Regions from separate parts of the Homo sapiens genome. Here region 2 is linked to region 1. Evidence: chromatin loops called from intact Hi-C (ENCODE). Cell type or tissue: A673. All regions are shown on one strand.

Region 1 (8,000 bases):
ATACTTTAGCTTATAATATAAAATTGATTATACTTGGAAATAGTGAATTTCAGACTTTAAAAGTTACTTTCAATTTCTTAGAATCTACGCTTATGGCAATTTGCAGTTTGTCTTATAAGCAAAGATGTTGGTGTAGGATACATCTATGGGAAAAATGAGAGAAGTGGAATTTGCCATGAGATCAAGAATGCCTAGCGGGGAAAACTGGGTCATGTAGATATAATTGCTGAGAATCACCCCTTAGTTCTCATTTTTTATTTCCCAAGGAAATACATATGAGGCTTCAGTAGAGAAAGCAAATACAGAGGAGAGTAGATAAACAAAGCAGGTCTAAAGTTTAAAGTGTGGTTGATAAAAAAGAACAAACCCTTTAAGCTTTCTGCCTTGTCAAACAATGATCACAAAGATCTTGACCCTCTTCATGGGTCTCTTGTTACTAGAACAGTTCTGTGAAATGCCTCATTAGTTCAAGAGGGTTGGAAACGGCATGCTACTACATTTGTATTACATTCCATGGAGCTACTCATTTTTATACTAAGCTTGATGGATTCATCTGAAAATGAAATTCATTTATTACATAAGAAAAATAAAGTTTTAGTGATATATTTATTTCATTGACCTGTTATTGAAATTTTCCCCTAAAATCATTGCATAATAAATATAGATAACAAATGCAACCAATCTCGCTCAAATATTGAAGCTATGACATTCTGAGGATTGACAAACAAATACAGTTTTAAATTATATATTCATATATCTTTAGGGTGATGAAAGGCTAGAAGTACATTTGAAAATGCATTGGAAAACGTGGGAAGTAATAATCTATTTTACAAATGTGTTTAAGATTGCTTTAATTATTTGTCTATGGTGTGTCTTTCATTTGACCCCAAAATAATGAAAAAAAAACAAACACTTCATTATAATGTAATTTAAAAATTGTATTAGTAGTCCGTGTGTCAATTTCACTGTGACCTCCAACAGACTTGCTGACCATATAAATATTCAAAATTCATGATGTTAGCTTAAGAAAGCTGAGTAGTATTTCAGGTTAATTGGCTTATTTACTTCCTTCCAAGGGGAAGGCACAATAACAGAGCATCACTGCACAAAAGGACATTGCAAATTTATAACAATTAGAATCACCCAGATCAGTGTAAAAGGCAAAATGCAATATATCAGACATGACAGATTAAAGTTAGTTAATAGAAAAAAAAAAAACTTCATCACTCTGTTGGGGTTTCAGGAAACTCAAAGAATGGCATTTTTGTTTTGTTCACCAGAGTATGATACTCGTTAAGGAAACAAAAAGGTATGGCAGGTGAAAATCTGTGTGACTGAGCAGGAACCCTGGGGAGTCATACCTGGAGATCTTAGGTCCCTTGATGTTGCCTGTGCTTTCCTTCTCCCATGCCACCATATCTTTTACACCATCAAAGTCTTACATGAACACACCCTGAGAAGTTTTGTGAGTCCATCCAATCATCAGACTCCATGTAACTGATGTATACAAAAAGGCCATGAGTGTCCTGCTTTGGCTGTACCTCAACATGGGTGAAAGGAATATAGTCGATGTCCCCTAGCTCTTTGCTCTTAAATGCCTGGGCTTAGCCTTCAAACCTGCAGTCAGTCAGAGGCATAATTGAGGAGAGCAATTAGGGTTATAATTGAGGTGATCAATTAGGGTTATCAACCCTATCAGTTAGGGTTGTCTATGAGGATAACCCTGCCCCCACCTTCATGAACCTTTCTTCGGCATCAATTTTGCTCCTTTCTGGATCCTCTTGGACCCCCTCGTGGATTGTGTAAATTTTACCTCCTAAAAGTTTTGAAATGTAAGTGCAGTATGAAATGTAAGTGCAGTATTTTTTAAATAGCATCAAAACTACTCTAACTAATCTTAAAATCAGTTTTTAAGTTATTTTCTGTGCCATTACAGCCCATCAGAGATTTTGCAATGAGATCTTATAATATACCAAATATATTTCAATAATAGAATTTTAACTATAAGATGCCCCACTTTGAAGATAATGTCTTACCCACCGTGAATTTTCTGGTAATACATTAAAGTTCTATGATTAAATTTCCTTGCACTTTAATAGTATGAAATTAATAAATATAAAAGGTAAAACAATTTTATTATCTAAAATCAAATTATTTTGTGCTTGAATGTTCAGTGAAATTAAATTCCAATCTTCATCTTTCTCAACCACTTTTCTTTTTTTCTTTTTCTTTTTTTTAGAAACGGAGTCTCGCTTTGTCACCCAGGCTGGAGTGCAGTGGTGTGATTTTGGCTCACTGCAACCTCCACCTCCTGAGTTCATGCCATTCTCCTGCCTCAGCCTCCCGAGTAGCTGGGACTACAGGCACCCGCCACCACACCCGGCTAATTTTTTGTATTTTTATTAGAGACGGGGTTTCACCGTGTTAGCCAGGATGGTCTCGACCTCCTGACCTTGTGATCCACCCGCCTTGGCCTCCCAAAGTGCTGGGATTACAGGCATGAGCCACCACGCCCAGCCCATTCTCAACCACTTTTCTATAGGGTGGCAGATAGGGGAGCTCTTGATAGTTAGCGAGAGTTAGTTTTTGCAAATATTTTCAGCTTTATCTCTCATCGATTGGCTCATAACACTTACTGTGAGGGAAAAATGGTGTGGTTGACATTCTGCCTTCTCAATGTAGAAATTAAAACACAACATGAGAGAAAGTTAAGAGTTTAATTCTGGAAAAAATAGTCATAGCAGATGTCTTTCAAGAGCCATGAAGATGGCTTATTTAAAAAGAGTTTTAATGCTTTAGCTACATTTAATCAAGTAGCAGGGACCAATGTTTAAGGTACCAGTGGCAGCTTTTTCTTATCCTGTGAGAAGGGAAAGGAATATAAAAGCAGGTAAATGATTATTAGGGATAATTTCTCTTTTTTTTGTAGACCACAGAAGTTGGAATGATGTATTTTTGTTCAAAAGTATTCCATAAATATTCAATTAGATATTTAAAGTGCAAACATGACTTTCTACGTCCAAGTTATTCACAATCTAGTAAGGGAAACAAACACACAAAAAGAGATGATTACAGTAGAAAGGAATTACACTGGGTACTCTGAGAGCCCAGAGGAAGGAATCTAATATAAGCTAGGTGGGTAATAGCATATTAATTTGAGATAGTTTTAAAGTAATGCACAGGTTTTGATAGGTGAAAATTTTTGGCAGGGACAAAGAATATTGCTGATTATTACTGTAAATCACAGGCAAAAACAAAGGCGCCAGGAAATGTGGATCTTTGGCAACACAGTAAGTGTTTTCTTAAATCTGGAATTCATAAGATGTAAATATGATCATATTCTTTAAACTTTGAATGTCAACCTAAGAAATTGGCAATGGTAACCCAGATTATGTTGGATAATTTTATGCATTATCTCCTTTAGTCATGCAGAAATCTTGAGGACAGATTCATTTCTTTTTATGTCATTCTTCACATCTTCAATAACACAATCTCTTTCCAAAATCACAGATTGCTAGTAGAAAACTTAAGGAAGATTTTGTTCGAAGACAAGGGAAAGATTAATTTAACCTCACATAAAACAAACAAACAACAACAACAAAAAAAACTGCTTGTGCAACTGTGATGTAGTTTGGCTGTGTCTCCACCCAAATCTCACTTTGAATTGTAATAATCCCCAGGTGTCAAGGATGGGGCTAGGTGGAGATAATTGAATCATGGGGGAGTTTTCCCCATGCTGTTCTCCTGGTAGTGAATAAGTCTCATGGGATCTAATGGTTTTATAAATGGGACTTCCCTTGCACAAACTCTCCCGTCTGCCACTATGTAAGACAGGCCTTTGCTCCTCCTTTCTTCTTCTGCCATGATTGTGATGACTCCCCAGCCATGTGGAACTGTGAGTCTATTAAACCTCTTTCCTTTGTAAATTACCCAGTCTCTGATATGTCCTTATAGCAGTATGAGAATTAACTAATACATACTGCTATCCCGTAGGTATTTTTATGCAAACTAAAAATTATTTCTTCAAGGTGGATATAACCTCACAGGTATACATAAATTGGCGAGTTGGTGATGCCACTGTTCAATTTATAATGGCATCATTTGACATTAGTAGCCCTGCAGACTCATGATTTGGCAAGAATAGCAAAGCTTGTGTGTCTGCCCTTACTCTCTCCGAGCTAATTGAGAAAACTTCTCAATCAGATTCAGCTGCTCTTCAAACTACCTATTGGATATTTTTCATATAGTAGGCTTCCTACACTAAAGTCAGTATCTCTCATGTCCTGTCTTTCTTTGATAAAACACTCCACAATTTTATTATGGGAGTAATGTGTCCATGTATATGTGCAGGTGTATGTGTATTGTGTATGTGTGTGTCTGTCAGAGTCCAGCTTAAACATTGTTGGTAGATGTAATAGACATTGGACAAATAATGGGTTTATTTGTGTTTTTTTTTGATAAACATCAATCTAGGATTTAAAAAAGATTAAGTTTATAAAATAGAATTGGGAAGTTGATTCTATGTTTTAGAACTTTCCCCTTTCCCTACAACTAACACATTTCATGAAGTGAAAAGATTAAATGTAAGCACTTAATGACATAATAATTATAATTATATTAAATATAATAAAAGTTATAGAAAGTGGCTCATACATACATGACTAACTCTCAACAAATGCCAGTTCTATTTCCCCACTTTTCTCCTGATTCTGGACCATTAGAAAGGAAGCTTTTCAACTCTGAAATTCCAGTTGGGTTTTACTATCGAGTTTGTGGCTTTTGAAATTGTTAAGGTTTATTTTTTCTGTCTCATTTTCAAAATAGATTTGAAAAGTATGAGAAAAAGAACTAGTCCTGCCATAATTTGAGAAAAGGGCCTGAAGAGCACAGTTTTCTAAAATTTCTTTGTGCTCTTCAGAATTCAATAAGTTAACATATTTGTTCTTGGTGCTATCACTAGATTTTTAGTTTTACTTTTCAATTTTATGCTGCAGTATTTTTGAAAGGAAGTATGTAGCTTAAGCTTTATAAATATTTAACTGCTGCTATAAAGAGTTGAATTCTGGAGGCAGGTGGAAAGAAGAAATTGTAATTGGGGGGGAAAGACAAAACATTAGAATAAACCTCAAACAGTGCCTGGAGGAGTTAGCAGGAAAATATGTGGATTGGTAAAATTATCTCATTTAGGAGCTGATACCAAAGCATACCAAAGTTGAAAGAGTACAAGAAAATTCTTGCTAGGTTCCACTGAAATAATGTATTTATAGGTCTAGTATAATCAAATCCCCTTTTACAAATTTGAGCCTGGCATTGGGATCTTACAGTAGATAGAGTTAGACATCTAAATCGTAGGTATGATGTTAATAGCCAACAGTTGGATTATCTCACACAGTCATCCCTCTGAGGTAGCTCTTACTATTATCCACCTTTTATGTGTGAAAGGATGGCCATTTATAGACGGAAAGTGATATACCAACTTTACAAATTAACAGTAGACAGAGCCAAGACTCTAACCCAAGTGTATCCTGCCCGAAAGCCTAGGATTCCAACCACAAATAAACCTACACATTTATTATCCCTGGGTACAGTTGACAGACCTAATGTGGTCCCCATGATTCCTGCCCCCTGGTGTTCATACCTACAATAGTCCTCCAGATGAGAATGCAGAGCCCCATGACATTGATCACATTCTTGTGAAACCCTGAGCAGAGAAAGTACCTAAGCTGTGCTCACATTCCTGCCACAGAATCTGTGAGATAATAACTTTTTATGCTGATAAGGTCCTAGTAATTTGTTATGCAGCAATATAAGGTAAATATAAAATGATTATATCTATTACATTCATGATGTGAACACTTAAGATAATTTTTTATTTGGATAGATAATTTTTTATAATCTCCTTTAAAAGATAATTTAAAGAGCTAACATGAGGGAAATGGAAGAATAGACAGAGCATAGACAGGGATTTTAGGGAAATGAAACTATTTTGTGTGATACTATACTGGTGGATACTTGTCATTAAACATTTCTTAAAACCCATAGAATATACCACACCAAGAGTGAACCCTAGTGTAAACGATAGACTTTGCGTAATAAGAGATTGTCAACGCTCATATAGTAGATAGTAACAAATGTCCCCACTCTGGTGGAGGACGTTCACAGTGGAGGAGACTGCATCTATGGGAAGTCAGGGACTATATGGGAAATGTTTATGTCTTCCTCTCAATATTGCTATGGACCTAGAACAGCTCTAAAAAATAAAGTCTATTTAAAACAAAGCAAAAATGGTAAAATTGACTACTTATCCATCATTTATAGCTAATAATCTTTATGTACATTATGACCAGGAAACTAACTGGACTTAGGTTTGATTTAGAAGGCAGCAGTGATACATAACACAGACTTCTGCAGTTGTGCGGGTGAGAAGCATGTTCTGACAAGCATGAGTGTTTGAGCCATAGTGGACCCCACAATCTGCTGCCTAGTTTCCAACCTCTTGGGTGAGAGATGCTAATAAGGGTAACATCTGTCTCATGACCACTGGATTACAGCTGCAATTATGTGACTTGAAACTCAAAGTGCAGAGGCTTATTCTCTATTCTGCCAATGATTTTGTAAGAACTCCGTTACTTGTAGTAAATCTATTTCTGATTGTGATACTCTGAACAACTATGTGTCCCTCACTGAGCAGTTGTTGATACACCGGTGTAAGAAACATTAAACAAAACACCATTGCATAAGTAATTTTCAAACTGTAGAAGATGCATCAATGCCCGGACTTACTAAGCCACATATCTATAGAGTAGGTTCTACTGGTAAGTGACACATAAGTTCTTGGTGTCACTGATCTGACTCATATTTTCAATGAACTTTTGTTTTAGAACAGTTGTGGAATTACAGATCAATGAAGAAATGAGTGTAGAGAGTTCTCATAGATTCCACAATCATTTCTCCTATCATTAGTATTTGATGTATGCCATGTCTTATAACTAGTGAATTAATATTGATAAGTTATTACCTAATATCCAAATTGTATTCAGAATTCATTAGTTTCTGCCTAATGTCATTTTTCTGTTCTAACATCCTATGTAGGAGACACATTACATTTAGTTGTCATATCTTTTGTTGTTGTTTGTTTGCTGCCTAGTTTCCCACTTCCAACTTATTTGTAGAGATGAAAACTTTTTTCATTCACTTATCACCCACACAACTGCAGAAGGCTGTGTTACATATCACTGCTACCTTCTAAATCAAACCTGAGTGCAGTTTCCTGGTCATAATGTACATAAAGACTATTAGCTATCAGTGTGGGGTAAATAGTCAATTTTATCTTTTTTGATAAGTTGCCCAGGCTGTTCTCAAACTCCTGGCCTCAAGCAATCCTCCCACTTAGGCCTCCCAAAGTGCTGATATTACAGGAGTAAGCCACCATACCTAGCCCCTAGTTGCAATGTCTTAAGCTCCTCTTGGCCATGAGAGTTTCTTAGTCTTTATTTGTACTAATGTCCTTGACAATTTTGAGGTGTACTGACCAGGTATTTGGTGGACTGTTCCTCAACTGGGGTTTTGTTTATTTTTTTCATGATTAGACTCAGGGCATGTTTTTTTGGGGGAGCAGGATCAAAGAGGTAACGTGTCACTCTTATATGCTATCAGGAGTACATACTATCAACATGACTTATCATTATTGAAGTTAACCTTGATCATATGGCTGAAGTAGTGTTTTTCAGATGCATCTATTAAAAGTTGGTTTTACTCCTTGTCATGTACTGTACTCTTTGGAAGTAAGTGATTAAGAGCACTCCAGAGACTTAAGAAGTAAAGAATTATGCTTTACCTCCTTGAGGTCATAGTAGCTGCATAAATTATTTAGAATTCTGCTACCTTTCTATTATTAATTCTTTGATTCTGTTGTGGCTTAAGAACATACTTTGTATAGTTTCTATTATTTGCAATTTACTAAGGTACGTTTTATGGTCTTGAAGGTAGTCTAACGTGAC
Region 2 (8,000 bases), 190 kb before region 1:
ATGTTGGCATAACCTTTGGAAAAATGAGATCCTGGGACACCAGCAGGATATGATAGCCTAAAGGAATGTAATCAATCAAAAAGAAATTACAGAGCTGGAAACAATAAGGCAAAATCATCAAGACTATGTCTTGCTTAACAGTTTTTTTCATGCATTTTCCCACTTGGACATTTAAACTTATTTTTGAAGTTGCATATACTAACTAGTAATGTTTGAAATTGGAATTTTGATGATTCCAATCATAATACTTCTTCATACATAAAAGTCAAAAGACTTTAATATACATGACCTTATTAACTAGCCATATTTCTAAGTTTTAGAGTGCGAACAGCTTATTATGAAACAAGAATCAGAGAGGCTAAAAGACTGATTCTAAGTCATAATAGATCTAAAATTAGAAACCATATCTTACTGTCTCTGGTCTAGGGAGCTCTTTTTCAAATCATTCTTACATAAAATTAATGTTTACCAGAAAGTCAGCCTAGATCACTGGCACTTTTAAAACAAATTGCTTTGGTTTAGGAAGTTACGGGGTGATAATGTGAAGAGATAGACAGATTGGCTGAAATAAGAAGCTTAATATAGAGCATCTTATTATTACATTAAGTAGTCTTCTTATGGGTTTCTTAAAAAGAACAAAAGCAACAACAGAACAGCAACTTTCCTGAGGACTGGGATGTGATTTCCAAAGGATGAGACAAAAAGAGATACTACAAAAAATCCTACTTACGTGGCAGTTAAAGATGGCCACATTTTTTTCTGAGATTCCTTCAATGAGAAATGGGGTCTATTGCCCTCTTTAGAAAAAAAAATGGAGAATGAGAAATGGAGTCTATTGCCCTCTTTAGAAAAAAATCATATCTATTTATGTATCTATTTCTATATTTATCTTGTAGAGATGGTGTCTACAAAAATTGCCTCAGCAATTCTCCCCCTCAGCCACGCAAAGCACGGGTATTACAGGTGTGAACCACCCTGCCCAGCCAGTCTCCTCCATTGAATTTGGGTAGGATCTGTGAGGGATTGACCATTAGAATACATGAGATGTAATGCTGGGCCATTTTCTGGGCCCAGGTTTAGGAAATCGGAAGCCATCACACAAATTGGTCAACTACTTCGCTGGAAAGACATGTATAGAGGCTCTGAGACAATATGGAGAGAAAGAGAGGTGCCCAAGTGAGTCCAGACTTCCAGCCAACCCAGCAGTATTGTACTCTCTAGACTCACCCAGGCAACATCTGAAATCCAGTGAATGGCCCTTGTCCATGCCAACTAAAGTATGATAAGAGGGAATAGAAGAATTGCCCAGCCATGCCCTGCCCAAATCCTGGCTTACCAATCAATGAAATGCAATACAATGTTGGTTGTTTTATTCACTGAGTTTTGGAGTGGGTTGTTATACAGCAATAAATAAGTGGAACACAGCCTTCTCCTGCTTGGATCTCTTACTGGGCTATAGCATTCACTCTGATATTTATAAGTAAGCTGTACTTGAAATCTAAAAAGGGAAAAACTTTTCCCTAAGAGATGAACATAATGTTCTTAGCTAAGTATTCCTCGTTCCACGATATAATCCTCTTTCATCTTTACACAGCTATTGACTCAGAGCTTTAAATTTTACTTCCATGAGCTGAGTTCCTCTGCCCTTTATTACCATATGTATCCTGGGCCTCCTACCAATTCCCTGCAGCCTGCACTCAGAGTAAAAGATACATAATCAGAATCTGTACACCTCATTTTTATTGTTAATCTCTGTGGTTTTCTTTTACTAGAAAATTATGCCTGTAAATGTTCTCTACAGATGATCAGTACAAGAAGAGATCATTGTGATGTGCTGAAGCGAATTGTTTTTAATTTTACTTTGCTAATCATTCTCTACCACAAGCTGTAAACAACCTATGTAACCAGTTCAAACCCCTGTTTGTGTTAAGAATGTGAATTCTGCAGCAAAGGCATTACCCCAGGAGGCCACTCTTAAAAGGTATACATATGACTGGAAGATTAGAAATTACTGAAGTTGTAGCTCAAGAGTAGCAAATACTCTTCGTCTTGCACATAAATTTCTGTTTATTGTCAATAGTCATATGCTGTGTCTTGTTTTGAAGAATTCTGATACTGGACTCAAAGGCAATGAATTCTGGGGTCAATTATTCATATATTCTGTGGGTTCAAAAGGAAGAGTTTGCTATTATAGATAGAGAGTCTTTACATAGGTAAGAGAGGTGCCAACAAGAACACAGATAAGAAATAAAGAAGCAAAGCACAGTGGTGAATTTGTTTTGCCTAGACCACAGCTTGAGTACTGAGTTCTTTGTGCTATGCCACAGCAAAACATGGGTCCCTTAGAGTCAGCAAGAAGTATAATTCTAACTATATATTTTGCTGAGAGGTGGTGTTCTCTGCAGCTTCTCTCACAGCATTCAGTGTTAAGGTGTGTAGATTTCCTATAAGAGCAAAAACTTTGTGTTTATCTTTTTAAGTGTATTTGTTAATACCTCATATACATTTTACCACAACACTGTGATCAGGCCAGGCAGGAAGTGATATTCTTTTACCACCAAAAAGAAATTAAACACAGAGAAGGGAAGCATCTTGCCCAATATGATACATCAAGATAAGAACTTTGATTTCTTGATGGTAGATTATTATGCTTCTTTTTCCGACAATAAAATCTTCAGTCTTGATGCTCTGTCAGGACACTCAAAATAGTGTATTAGTTGATGCTTTGCTCTAAAGTATGTATTATGTTTTTGCAGTGAAACAGAAGACTTAAAATGAAATATTCGTCTTTTATTAACATTTTCTAGCATGTTTGATGTGACAAAATCAGAAGTGAAAAAAACTTTAAAAGGACAAAATCTGTTAAATCTTCAAAGATTTCAAAGTAAATTGCTATAAACAACTAACAACACAAAACAGAAAGCACAATGTTCATAAGAGTGTAGATTTATATATAGGAAACCTGACCTCTCTTCCACTGAAATCTGATCAACAGTTGAAAAACACTTCTTGAAAAATTAATGTTACAACTGTCAACATGAAACACAATTCACTTTTATCAAGAAAATCTGAATGTCAGCTTCCATATCACATAAGTTTAAAGATAAAATTAAGTGGCTATTTCCTGACAGAAATGATATCCCAATGGCAATATTTCCAAATAAAATTATATTTTTTCTCTTTCCTGGTGTCTCTTTATTCTAAGGTTGTGGGTCTCTATAGTCGAGCCTTGATTAATTGTCTGAATTCCAGACTTCAGTCAATGAGGAATAAGGAAATAATATTGATTATCCTTCAAGATTCAGAATTCAGTATTATTCTTTCTTTCTAAGTTTTATCTCTTGCTGCCTATCTCTGACACTTGTTAGAAGTCTTGTTTGTTTTCTGGGTTCTTACCTTGCTATGACGAGGTATTTTTTCTCCCAGGTATTAGGACCCCACTCGTGAGTCCAAGTCTGATGTCTAGTGAATTCTTACTTTACGATGAGAACTGCCACGATGGGGACTATGTGACAGCCTGGCTCAAATTCTGTCTGTTTTATATACATCCATTATATATTTTGCCCACTTGACTGAGTAGCTGTGGTTTACTAGAAAAACCCACAGTGCCAGCAAACTTTGGAGACAGCGTTCTGCATGGTCACATAAACCTCAACCTGTATCTTTTTCCCAGCCATTTTAACATGAGCAAATGTGTTTTACGCCTAGAGCCATTCCTCTCCTGCTTTGTGTTTTATTTCCCCAGTAAATAAGCATGCTGTGTTGGTTGTGCGATAATGACAATTACTGTTAATAACTATTAATTAATCCTGCTTTACATATAGTGGAATCATAAACTTTCAGTTAAGAATTGCCTCAATGGTCTTTTAGTAGATTCCCTTTGTGACATAATTTGAATAGTAAAATGTTAGAGTACACAATTAGAACAAGGTGAATGTATACTATTGCTTCAAATGAAAAGCTTATTTTTACCTGTTTAGTTTTTAATGTGTTTAGCATTTTTCCTTTTTTTACATAAGTAACTCAAGGTAAATTAAGCAAATGAGAGTTTTAGACAAATGAGAGGGTTTTAATTTTTGTCAGGGGATTTATAACAATTTTATTAGTTTCAATGTTAGTAACAGAAAAATATAGTTTTAAAATTAAAGTTTTCTTCAGGAAATTTATCCTCAGTGTTGCTTTCACATGCTACTCATTTGTGAAGAAATTTATAGAAGTCCCTTTTAGACATTATTGTCAACATTTATTGAGCACCTACATGCAGTGCACAGTAAAAATAGAAAGTTAACACCTGATTTTAACACAAGACACCTCTCTTCAAAAGGATTATAGATGAATGCCTGTATTTGCAACTCAACCTTTTGATGCTTGATTTCGATCAGAAAATACACAGGAAAAGGTATACAACAAGGTTACAGTAGGTAATTAGTGCTCTAATAATTCTAGTAGGGCAATATTTTGGTCTGTTTTTCTGTTGCTATAATAAAGTACCTGAGACCTGGTAATTTATAAAGAAAATAATTTATTTGGTTCGTGGATCTAGGGCAGAGAAGTCCAAGGCATAGTGGCAGCTTCTGGCGAGGGCTTTCATACTGTGTCATAACATGGCAGAAAAGTGGAAGTGTGAGTGAACATGTGTGAAAGAAGCAAAACATGGGTGGTGGCTTTGACTTGCAACCCTCTTTTGTGGTAACTAATTCAGCTCTGTGAGAGTGAGAACTTGCTCACTCCCAGGAGAATTAGCTCAGTTTGTAAAGAGTGGCATTAATCCACCTTAATGACCTAATCACATCTTAAAGGCCCTGCTTCCCAACACTGCCACACTAGGGACCAAATTTCTAATTCATGAATTTTATGAGATACACTCAACTCTCAAACCATAGCAGGTAGTAAGTACTTTGCAGAGTTGTTACATAAAATTAAGTGAATCAATGGGAGAGAAAGGTGACAGAATTTCTAGCAAAGAAATGAAGAAGGAGCAAAGGTACACTGAGGTGACCTTAGATGAAAGACATTCAAGGAACATTTGAGGAACAAGAGGTAGAGCTGGCTTAGCTGCAATAGGAAATTGGAAAAATGAGAGAAAGGAGTGAAAAAAGGACAAGAAGTTTTACAAAAAAAAAGAGCTGACCCCAGATTTGCATCTATCATTTCTGCATTCTATCCTACTATGATTATATGATATGGACCTATGGATACAGGATACAGGTCCATATCATCTAATCATAGTAGGATAGAATAGGGAGAAGATGCTTGGAAAACGGACTTGTCTGGATATATACAGTTGATTTTGGAAGAGTTAGGTTAAAGGAGTAGAGGTTTAAGTCAGTTCTTCAATTTGGGAATTAGGATAAGCAAGAGGGAGAATCCTCAGTTTCCAGATTAGGCATCATGAGAGAGCTCCAGTACTAAATGTAGATTAAGGTTCTACTCAGACTAACTGGGACTCAGTAAGAGGGCAAAGAGGAGAGAACCTCTTGGACAGGATAAACCTGAAGGAGAAAAGCAGGACTAACGTAAGAACTGTAATGTATTAACGCAGGTGTCCAGAGATTACACAGAGACCTTGTATCCTGGCAACAAAAGAGATAGAAAAATATATCAGAAATTAGCGGTCAAGACTATATCTTTATACTCTATGTCTGAGTGCCCGATATAATTCTATGCTCTGCCACTTTAGAAACAAATCCTTATGTGACTGTTTTAGTAGGTTGCTTAACACAAGCTCTTTTCATTGGGGCAGTTATCTTCTATTTTTTTCAGGGCATAAGATTATCACTGTAGCACTCTGATTTTAGTTATTGAAAAAATAAGCAACCACATTTTTATCAGATGAAGATGAAATAAAAAAATATATTAAATCCCTCTTAATTGTTTCACAGAACTGGATGCTTGCCATAAATTAGATCCATGGCTGGAAGATTCCAGATAATTGCCACCTCTTATTTTCATCTTCGATGTGATTTCAAGTATCTTGTAATCAATTTTCAAATTGAGTTTTTTAGGTTCACATCAGATCTCTAGAGCCAACACATCAGATCATTTGGTGCTTTGCTGCTTGATTTATTGAAAGAAAATACACAAATATTATTCCTCCAATTTCTACTTGATTTGTTTTTCATAGGTGCTGGCTTAGGAACTTCTTTTAACTAGTTCTATTATGAACCTCCACCCCTCATACATATGACTTTCATGTTCAAATTGGATAAAATGTCAAAATACTGCCTACCTTTATTCTGTTCATCGTGCAAGCATTCAAATCTCGCCCACATTCCTGAGATAAATAATCAACTCACGGGTTAACTCCAATTTATTTACAATTTAATGAAATTTTCAAGCAACAATTGTATTTTTTCATTGCAGCAATGGTATACTTAATTTATATCTTGTTTCTAAGCCTAACAAATGTGTTTTCTAGAGATAAGAGGTCTATTTCCACTATACGTTTGTTCTCTGCATAGCCAAACCTTTTGAAAAGGTTTATAAACATTACATATGATAGGTTTGTTAATCATTTTTCCATTTTAATTGTGGATTTAGGCTCAATTTTGCATGCTGAAATTTCTCTTTGTTTTGTAACTTAAGTAATTTAACATGATCAGATTTGACTACTAATCATTTATTAACCTAATGCCAAATTATTCTTCCTCCTCACAAACACACATGTGTATTAACACCAATTATTGACAGTTAAAAATAAGTTAAATGCAAAGTCTCATTGTCAACAGGAAATTTTAGAAAGCACAATTTTAACTTGATTTCATGTCTTTTTAGAATCTTGCCTCTGAGAATGCCATATTTTTGATTTAAGTCCTTTTATCTATTTATCAGTAAACTTCAGAAACAAAGTTAATAATAATAAAAAAACTTTCTTGACATTCAATAGAGGCTGACAGTGGAGAGGTTGTGCAGATTTAAGTAAAATTTCCCATAAGGTGCTGAAATCCAATAACAATGAATATCTCATGTTTGCTTTTATCACATTTTAGATTTGATATAAAATGATTCTTTTGGAAAATAAAAATATCAGAATTACTAGCTTATAATTTTTCAATGTTTATCTAGTATTTTAATATATGCATGTGTTGTGCAATTGTTTATTTCATTGACCAAGAAGACAAGGCCTAACTACTAATATTTATTACAGTAATGAAAAGAGTTACCACTTACTGAACTCTTTCTATACACTAGGTATTTTGACAAGTGCTTTTATGTATTATCATATAAATCTTCATGAAAACTCTATGAAGGACAAGCACTTATTATTTCTGCTTTTATAGATGAGGGAATTGGGGCTTAGAGGAGTTAAATGGCTCATGACTGGTTGCATGAACCAGTAAGTGCTGGGATTTGAACACATTAATTTGTTTTCATGCTGCTGATAAAGGCATACCTGAGACTGGGCAATTTACAAAAGAAAGAGGCTTATTGGACTTACAGTTCCACATGGCTGGGGAGACCTCATGATCATGGTGGAAGGTGAAAGGCACATCTCACATGGTGGCAGACAAGAGAAGTGAGCTTATGCAGGCAAACTCCCCTTTTTAAAACCATCAGATCTCATGAGATTTATTCACTATCATGCGAACAGCACAGGAAAGACTTGCCCCCATGATTCAAATACCTTCCACCAGGTCACTCCCACAACATGTGGGAATTCAAGATGAGATTTGGGTGGGGAAAGGGCCAAACCATATTATTCCACCTCTGGCCCCTCCCAAATCTTATGTCCTTTCATTTCAAAACCAATCATTCCTTCCCAACAGTCTCCCAAAGTCTTAACTCATTTCAGCATTAGCTCAAAAGTCCACAGTCTGAAGTCTCATCTGAGACAAGGCAAGTCCCTTCTGCCTATGAGCCTGTAAGATCAAAAGCAAGTTGGTTACTAGCTAGAGACAATGGGTGTACAGGCATTGGGCAAATACAGCCATTCCTAATGGGAGAAATTGGCCAGAACAAAGGGGCTACAGACCCCATGCAAGTCCAAAATCCAGCAGGGC

What was found. A loop is a pair of places that touch in the nucleus more often than their neighbours do. Peaks named below come from ENCODE experiments on the same cell type or tissue, not always from the same donor. Only the 100,000 strongest peaks of a DNase experiment are listed, where the experiment ranks them.
Region 2: a loop joins it to region 1, with 4 times the contacts of the local background. A loop is called at or near these places in 3 of 110 quality-filtered maps.

The regions. Positions count from the first base shown.
Region 1 is chr4:35,722,996-35,730,995 of GRCh38, reverse strand. No RefSeq gene overlaps it. Among named protein-coding and RNA genes, the nearest start is that of ARAP2, 520 kb to the left of the region's middle. In A673, no CTCF peak of the experiment used is centred here; no DNase peak of the experiment used is centred here.
Region 2 is chr4:35,909,047-35,917,046 of GRCh38, reverse strand. No RefSeq gene overlaps it. Among named protein-coding and RNA genes, the nearest start is that of ARAP2, 330 kb to the left of the region's middle. In A673, no CTCF peak of the experiment used is centred here; no DNase peak of the experiment used is centred here.